2 separate regions of the Homo sapiens genome follow, and region 1 is linked to region 2. A link is a contact called in ENCODE POLR2A ChIA-PET data. All regions are on one chromosome and are shown on one strand. Each heading gives the region's core, a stretch centred on a gene start or an enhancer-like site at or near the end of the contact. The rest is flanking DNA. Distances are from core to core; before and after follow the strand shown. Region 1 has its middle 34 kb from the start of LINC00545. Region 2 has its middle 17 kb from the start of LINC00365.

Evidence for each region. ChIA-PET counts read pairs that join two places held with the same protein, here RNA polymerase II (POLR2A).
Region 1: POLR2A ChIA-PET joins it to region 2 with 10 read pairs in GM12878. The contact joins two enhancer-like sites. POLR2A ChIA-PET finds 5 or more read pairs at or near these places in 3 of 52 experiments (A673, GM12878 and activated CD8-positive, alpha-beta memory T cell).

Annotation. Positions count from the first base shown.
Region 1 is chr13:30,846,456-30,850,863 of GRCh38, forward strand. No RefSeq gene overlaps it. Among named protein-coding and RNA genes, the nearest start is that of LINC00545, 34 kb to the right of the region's middle. RefSeq lists enhancers at 1,438-1,497, 1,608-1,697. Within about 2 kb of position 1,621, at least 5 of the 41 ENCODE cell types and tissues checked have a DNase peak (open chromatin) inside an H3K27ac peak, as active enhancers do.
Region 2 is chr13:30,123,984-30,128,593 of GRCh38, forward strand. No RefSeq gene overlaps it. Among named protein-coding and RNA genes, the nearest start is that of LINC00365, 17 kb to the left of the region's middle. Within about 2 kb of position 1,853, at least 3 of the 41 ENCODE cell types and tissues checked have a DNase peak (open chromatin) inside an H3K27ac peak, as active enhancers do.

The DNA.
Region 1 (4,408 bases), core at 371-2,870, 720 kb after region 2:
ATGATGTTGAAAGTTATTCCAACACACTTACCACATAACACATTTGTTAGTCATCTGCTCTTAGTGATACATGTAACAATAGGATGTATCCATTCTTTCCCACCTCCTGACACCACTACCAAATACCTTTCTTGGCCTCAATGACTCTAAATGAACTTAGTTTAGACCAAACATGGGAGAAGGAAGAAAAAGCTGAAGGTTTATAGTTTATATTTAATTCTAATTTCCCCTTCTGAGAAACATTGTATTTTCATTAGAGGCATGGGTTGCCTGGGACATATGGTTATCAGGCCGGATTTTTAGTTGTCTACAAAGTAACACAGACATTACCAAAAAAAGTTCTCATGCAGTTGAATGACTAGGGAAAGGACCACCTGGATGGATGAAGATGTTGGTCTCAGCTGTGCACTCTTGCTGCCAGATTGCAGGGCTTACCTATCTCCTGATACTGAGCAGTTTCCAAACTAGTCACACAGATACCTAAGTAGGTCAGGTGCTCACAGCATGACTACTAAGTAGCTGCTCACTCTGCAGGAGGACGGGGAAGGGCTGGTCTGCTGCTTGCCGCAATGTTTGCTGCGCACTCAAAAAGTGCTGGGCCCTTGACCCTGGATTCCTCTGCTGAGGTGCATCCCACTGAGTGTGTAGCCCTCATCTGGGCCTGTTGCGCCATGGGACTCGGGGCAGGACGCCTGCTGCAAAGATGCTAGCACTCTCTGAAGTAAGTGAGTGTGCTGTGAATAATAACATCTTTCGTCTCTGATCCAGGAGTGTCATGTCTTCTGTCAGAATCCATGACACTTGTTAGCTCACAGCTGGGGTAAAACCTTAAACCTTCCACAGGTCTTGACATAAGAATCCAGCTATTGCATTAAAATATAACTAGTATATATTATAAAGCAGCTGCCAGTCCATGGAACAGGGAGAACTTGTGCTTAGGTGAGAGAGACACCTGGCCATGAACACTAACGGCCGTTTTAAAAGGAGACAAGCTTCTACTTCATTTGGATCTTAGGCAGTGGGGCATTCACATAAGATGATTGCTGGTTCGAAGGAAAGAACCAAAAAAAAAAAAAAAGAGAAACTTTTAGCTTTTGTTATGATTATGTTCCCAGCAAATTGATGATTTGTTTGAAGAATGAAAACTCCTAGAAGGGGTCACTGGAAAGGAAAAACTTAAAATGATGATGATCTGTAGGGTGATTTTCCTGAGAGAAAAGCATACTTTGCACTAATGGCTATCTTCCCAGTGAATTCATTTTGAAGCCAAAGTGGATAATTCCCAGCAGCCAGCCTCCACCCCAGGGGATCTATCCCCCATTCATCCAGACAGCAATGTTGATGGGTGGACAGTGGGGCAGCCCAGAGCCGAGTCCTTCCCTCACCCTTCCTGCCTGAAGTCGCCATCCCTCCATCAGCAGAGAGTGTAGTCAACTTGTTAACCACAGAGCAGGACACGTACGACTCCTTATTTCCTTATGTCTCTTTTAAGCACAGCTCCATTGCACCCATGTTCAATTTTAGCCTCAGCGTCTGCCCTTAGCCACAAGTTCCCGGCATCTCTGTGGGAATTCATGATTGTGAGAGGAAGACAAGCCCCGTGTGAAGGGATGATTCACCCTCTCCCTTGAGAGTTTCAGTCTCAAAGCTGCCAGCAAATGGGTCTTGATGGAGACAAGTAGGAGACTGAGTATTTGGGTAGATGTCGTCATTTTAAATCTCTGCTGGGAGGAAAAAAAAAACAACGAAAAAAATCAAAACAAAAGCCCTGTCAAACCGCATTATAGCCCTTCTCTACGTAATAACTAGGAGGTCAGAGTTGCAAAATGCATAGAGAAGAAGTATTCCTGTTCTACGAGGACTTTTAGGACAGGAAGAAAAAGCCATACAAAATGAGAAAGGCCTTGTTAAGGCTGGAAATGCTAACGTTTCACTGGTAGGTATCTGCTCTCGATGCAGTCTTCTCCATGGGTTCTGTGGTCCTTCTCCTCACCTTCCCACTGGCTGCATCCCCATCCTTCGTTTCCTCCTTGCTCTTTTGCTCAGGGTTGCCTTCTCTGCTTCTTAGTCACTTGTCCCATTTCTGTGGCTTCATTTCTGTCATTTTGTCCTTTCTCTTTTGATATATCAGACCATGATCTGGTTTGAGTTCTTTGTGCACACATGTATGTGTGTTAGATATTAAAAGAAAGAAAGAAAAAAATATATATATAATGCAGTGGGCAAAAAGCCCTAGGGCAGTTTGGAAACAGACAACAGCCTCAGCCTACTGCTTCGCATTCAGTATCTTGCCTCATCCTGCAAAAATCCTATGGAGCATTAATAGACCCAGTTTACAAATGAGGAACTGAGGCTCCCAGAGGTTGAGTAGCTTACCTGGGGTCACACAGGTGGTATACTGTGGAGCCATGGTCAGCTCTACTGCTCACTCTTCATTTCAGAGTGTGTCTAGCTAAGGGTGCTGGAAGGGAAGTGAGCCTCGAGCAGTGGGGTAGCTTGGATTTTGGAAGCAGCACACCTGGGTTCATAAATTGGCTTCTTCATGGACTAGCTCTGTGACTTAGCCTTTCTGGGATTAATAATAGTGATTCTCAGAGGGTCATTGTAAGGATTAAATGAGGCGATGGAGGAAAAGGTAGTGTGTCTGGCACATAGTAAATGCTTAATTAATGTAGCTAGGCCTGAAACCTAGGAGTCATCCTCAAATCTTCCCTTTTTCTCACATCCCACATCCAGTCCATCAGCAAGTCCTGTCAGCTCTACCTTCCATGTATCCAAACCTGGTCACTTCTCACCACCACCTCTTAACCTCAGTCCTCATCGCCTCTTACCAGGGAACTGAAACTTCCAACTGGCTCTGGGTTTCCACTCTTGTCCCCTTTGGCCAGGGCGATCCTGTTAAAATATAAGTCAGATTACACTCTTCCAATGTTTGGAACCCTCTGAAGATATCCAATATTATTGCACAAAGTTAATAGCTGAGGCCCAACAATGGGATGCTCAAGCCCGACAGCAGCACTTTACAAACTGTAATGTGCACATGAGCTACTGAAGATGTTGTGAAAGTGCAGCTCTGACTCAGTGGGTCTGGGGTAGAACCCAAGATTCTGCATTTCTATCAAGCACTCAGCTGCTGCTGCTGGTCCAAGACCCTAGTATTGAATAGCCAGATGCCACATTATCTGCACTCCACCTCCACCTTATCTCCTCTGTTATCCCCTTGCTAAACCTGCCCACCTTCATTGGCCTCCTTGTTGTGCCTCAACGCACCAAGTAGGTTCTACCTGAGGGCCTTTGAACGTCCTGTTTCTCTCTGTCTGGGAAATTCTATCTCCAGACACGTGATTAGCTCACTCCCTCACTTCCTTTAGGTATTGACTCCAATGTCACCCTCTCGGCAAAAGGTTGCCTGACATCTGTTCTTAAAATTGCATAACCCACCCCCAGCAACACTATTGGTTTCCATTCTCTTTGCTTTTGTTCATAGACTACAACTTTCTAACATCATACATATCATACTTATTTTGGTTTTTGTCAATCTTTCCCAGCTAGAAAGTAAGCCTTTTTTCAAAAGGTGAATTTATTTTTATATATTTGTCTTTAATTTTTTTAAGTGTTAGATTCAGGGGGTACCTGTACAGGTTTCTTACACGGGTGTATTGCATGATGCTGAGGTTTGGGCTTCTAATGATCCTGTCACCCAAGTAGTGAACATAGTACCCGATAGGTAGCTTTTCAACCCTTGACCCACTCTTTCCCACCTTTTGGGATCCCCCATGTTTATTGTTCCCATCTTTGTGTCCTGTGTACTCAATGTTTAGCTCCCACTTATAAGTGAAAACATGTGGTATTTGGTTTCCTGTTTCTGCACTAATTTGCTTAGGATAATGGTCTCCAGCTGCATCCATGCCATGTCGCTGCAAAGGACATGGTTTCATCCTTTTTTATGGCTGTGTAGTATTCCATGGTGTATATGTACCACATTTTCTTTATCCAGTCTACCAGTGATGGGCACCTGAGTTGATTCCATGTTTTTGCTATTGTGAACAGTAGTAGGATGAACATATGAGTGCAAATGTCTTTTTGGGAGAAGGATGTATTTTCTTTTGGGTATATACCCAGTCATGGGATTGCCAGGTTGAATGATAGTTCTATTTTTAATTCTTTGAGGAATGTCCAAACTGCTTTCCACAGGGGCTGAAATAAGTTACATTCCCACCAACAGTGTATGAGTTATTCCCTTAACAACCTCACCAACATCTGTTATTTTTTTACTTTTTAGCAATAGCCATTCTGACTGGTGCGAGGTGGTATCTCATTGTGGTTTTGTGTCTAATCATCTCTCTGATGATTAGTGATGTTGAGCATTTTTTCATGTGTTTGTTGGTTGCATGTATGTCTTCTTTTG
Region 2 (4,610 bases), core at 603-3,102:
CCTGGGGACGTATCTTCCCATGGCAAAGCTTATTAATAAGTCCCCTAAAATCTATTCCCCACAGTAGCCACTAGTTATGTTCAAAAAGTAAATTCTGCCATGTCTTTCCCTTGCTTTGCACCCACCGTGGCTGCTGCAGTTCTCTGAGTAAGAGGCCAGCCCTGATGGGAGCTCAGGACACCTTAGCCCTCCTGCCACATCCACCTCCAGCCCGACCCTCTCCTCCCGCCCCTTACTCTCCCCTGGCACTCCCAGGTCTCATTCTGGTCTGCCGTCCCGGCGCTGGCTCTTCCCTTTGCCTGGGTTGAGCTGCTGCCACCTCAACAGGATGGCTCACCTCATGATTTAGACCTTAGACGGAACAGCCCTGCTCCAGAGAGGTGACCTGACCACCCGTCCCCACTGGGGCACCACCCAGGCACCACACCAGCCTCTGCATCACGTGCAGCGCACTTGTTCAAACCGCTGGTGATTTCACGTCTCTGCATATTTTACTTGTTTATCGTCTCCTCCTCTCACTCTGGGAGTGCAGGGAACCATCTGTCTGGGCACTCACAGGTCTCCTTGGGCACAGAGTGGAGCCTGGCATGCACCCAGCACTGAGTAGGTGATGTACGCATGGACAGTGTGCAGCCAGGGCCTTGAAAGCAGTAATGCTTTCCCTGGGTGAGATACAGAGACGGCCTTTGAAGGAAAGACAAGTAAGACGGAAGTCTGAAGACCAGATGGGAACAAGGAACACCAGCCTGTGCGAGGTGTGGAGGCATCGCAGGAAGACCCTCGGAGGAGCTGTCAGGAGAACAGATTCTGGTCCAGCTCTGAGATGTGACCTGGGTGCCCACTTCTCTGGGCCCCGGTTGTCCTCTTGAGAAGCCGTGGGATATTCTTGAAAGGATCTCTAAAGCTCTGTCTGGTTTTGTGATGCTTGAGTGTTTTGCATGCACGGCAACCATCTTTGGAAACAGACCCAAGTCCAGGGTTTGGTGAGGAAGTGGCTGAAGGCCATTCACGGTCGGTTCACTCTTTCAGCAGAGAGAACAAAAGTGCAAGCCCCTGAAGAGATGTGGAAAGCGCTGAGAGGCCGGAGTCGGTCTGTTTGCTCCTGGGGCGCCGAGGACCCTCCTTGGGGCTGCAGGCGGAAACTATCCCGGAAGCGAGAGGACCTGGGGCTAAGCTCACTCACTTCCTGAGCCACCAGGATAAGTAGGCCACTTTTCTGAGCATCAATATTTTTATCTATAAAATAGATCTAACACTGCCAATTTACAGGGATTTTGCGGAGATTAAATAAGAAAACATAACAAGAAGTGCTAACATGTATTGAGTGCTTAGTCTGAGCCAGGCACTGCACTGTTATTTACATGTCTTATTTAATTCTTATGACAATCCCATAACATTGGGACTATTGTTATCTGTACTTCTAGATGAGGAAATGGAGGCATGGAGTGCGTAGGCAACTTGTCCAAGGCCCCTCATTCAGTGACCCATAATCTGCATGACTTCCGTCACTCATCCCACCTAAGTAGTAAATGCACCTGCTTCTCCATTCACATATGTAGCAAGTCCAGCAGTGCCTGGCACGGAATAGACACTCTATAAATCATGCATTTCCATCCTAATGTCCAGTTTTCAGCAGTGCATTAGCTTGGTCCTCTGGAGAATGTTTTTCTGCCTTCTGTAAATTAATGCTGGTACCTAACTGCTTTGGAGAGTCACTTTGCCCTGAGCTGTGTGTGTGTGGTGTGAGTGTGTGTGTGTGTGTGTGTGTGTGTTGAACTTCTAGGGTTCTCTGCTTCCAGTCACTTCTCCCACCCCTAGGTATTGCACAAGGAGAGTGAAGTGTTTGCTTTGTAAATGCAGCTTGGAAAAGCACTGTAGATGGATAAAAGGTGCTGGCCGATGTGAGTCATTCTCATAGGCTTGGCAAGGATACTTCAGAGCAAAGGAGGCCCTGGGCAAAACAATAAAAACATCTTCTGAAGCTCATAGAAGTGCATCTTGCTTGGGAGTCTGTGGGTTGCATTGTACAGAATGTTCCCGGAGTTCAGGAATTGGAAGGAACTGGTAACATAAAACAATTCTAATTGTCTATTTTAAAAAGCAATGTTGGAAGAATCAAGGATGGGAATAATAAGCAAATAACTTAGCTGAAAGATTTTATTAGTTATTTCAAAAATGCATTCTCCAAAATTTTTCCTTTTTCAATTTTAAAGAAAGGTAAAACCTTTTCCCAAAAGAAAAAAAAAGTGTATTTTTTTTCTATTATTTCTTTTCCCAGATCTTTACATGTAATTGATAGATTTGGGAGCTGGAAGAATTGTGGAAATCGCCCAGTTGAATCCCTTCCTATTACAGTGAGAAACCTGAGGCCTGGCAATATTAAGGTTTGGCCAAAGGCACACAGTGAGAGCAAAGAAATGCAGTCTCTAAATGTATTCCACCAGAGCCTTTCATGGTTTGAAGCATTTCAAAGCCCAAATTAGTGTAAACCCCAAAAATGCATGTCTGTTTTGCAAGCTGCCCACCCTCTGTGCTTGAATTCACCCAGCCTAGGATGCTTAGAAGCCCTCACGGGGCCTGTCCGTCTCTGAGGAGTGTTGGGTGTTCGTGAAAGTCCTCTTTTTATTGATCAGAATGTGATTGATCTTGTGTGGCTTCTACCTGTATCAATGCCACTTTATTCGCCTGCTGCTGGAACTTAGAGAACTGGAATCTAGTGTTTCTATGAGTCCTACCCTACGTGTGGACTAAAGGCCTAGCCTAGAAGAGGCAATGGGGAGCACACCGATTTAACTCCAAGCTCTCAGATAGGTGCCTGCACACTGCCCTATTGATCATGACCTCCAGAAACAATCTCATCTGAGCTTATCCCTAAGTTTTCACTCTGGATGACATTTTCCTAAGCCCAGCCAGAGGGTGCGACAGGAGGAGGATTCTCCCTGGCTCCCTGTCCCTGCTTTTCCAGGCAGCATTATCAGTCCCACAGCTCCTAATGGTGTTCCCAAAACAGGGCTGTGAAGATCTCTTCCTGCATGGCCACAAGCTATAAAGCTACCCAACCCATAAACCACAGCCAGCCAAAGGCCGACAGTGCACCCGAGAGCTTCTGTGCTGCACCAAAGCTCCAGAGCTGTTCACCAGGTCTTGACACTTCATGCTTTTGAGGCTAGATCAGAGCCCTATTAGAGGCTGGAGCCTTGCAGATCTTTTCCAGGCAGCAAAGCTGAGTAGCCAGAGTTGACAAAGGGGTGGCAGCCAGCTGCCAGGCACACAGAGAAGCAAAGCCAGGCGGAAGGCTGGGAATCATGAGGAGGAAAGAGGTTGTCACTAAAGAGACCTTATCTTGAATAAGTCAGTAACAGCTACCATTTATTAACTACTGGATGCCAGTCTCTATGCTAAGCATTTTATATGTTATTTCATTAAATTGCAATAAATCTGCACTAGAACCTAATAAGAAGGCTATTGCCATTCCGCTTTACAGAGGAGAACCTGAGGCACAAGGAGGATGAATCACTCGTGAGGTCACTTCATTAGTAAGTGGCTGAGATAGAAGTCAAACCTAGATTTACTCCAAATGAAGACTCCAACCGCTACTCCATTGGGCTACTTCCTGCGTAGATCCCCCTGAAGCTGAGAGAGGGGGCCTCTCTCTCCTCCCACTCCCCGGCACCAACATGGTTTGGGAGCTCCAAAGTGCCTTTAGCATTCAGTCACCTCTGAGTGTCAGATGCTGCTGCAGGCTGGGATTCCATTTATGGCAGCAAAACGCCAAGCCCAATGGAAGACCCAACTCATTCCTTCTCTCAACACTGAACTCTACCCAGAAGCCAGGTGGTCAGTCACTGGTCAGAAGGGACCATTTCCTTCAGTGGGGCAAGAGATCTGATTGAGGACTCAGTCACCCATGGAACCTCTAGGCACTTTTAGGGCCTCCAAGCAAACCATGAGGCACTAAGAATTACGGCAGGGCTGCCCCAGTAGAAATCACACGGTGTTTTAGAGTCAGTCTCTGAACATGGATGATTGAAGACCAGGCCCAAAATGATGCCAACCCATCCAGGGCAGCCTCAATAGCTCACTTGCCTGGGAGCGAGACTCTGAATTCAGAAGTTAGCCAGTGAGCATGGCAGTTCTGTTACTGCCTGCTTAAAGACCTTTGTTGTCAACATAGCAGAGTTGGAATGTGTTAGCCCAGCTCACATGAACTTTATGTAACATACTTCATTAGCTTTATATGCTATCCAACTCACACACTCTCCCTTATCTCCTTCCACACTAATCTTTCACTCCTCAACACCTGCCAAGTTCTTCCATGATCTGGGTCTTGGCACATGCTGCTCCCCATTCCCCTACCCAGAATACACTTCTCCTGTTCTCTACCTCATGCACTCCTACATAGTCTTCAAGGCCCAGTTCAAATGTCCCTGCCCCTCCAGAATCTTCCCTGACCCCCAGAAGTTACTTCTTTTATGCATCACATAGTCGATTATTCAGACATCTGTTATACTAATTAACTTGTAGGAACTCTTTTTCTTTTCTTTTTTTTTTTTTTTTTACAGTGTAGCGGAGGAAGTTTATTTACGGATGTGGGGAGAACATGGTAAAGG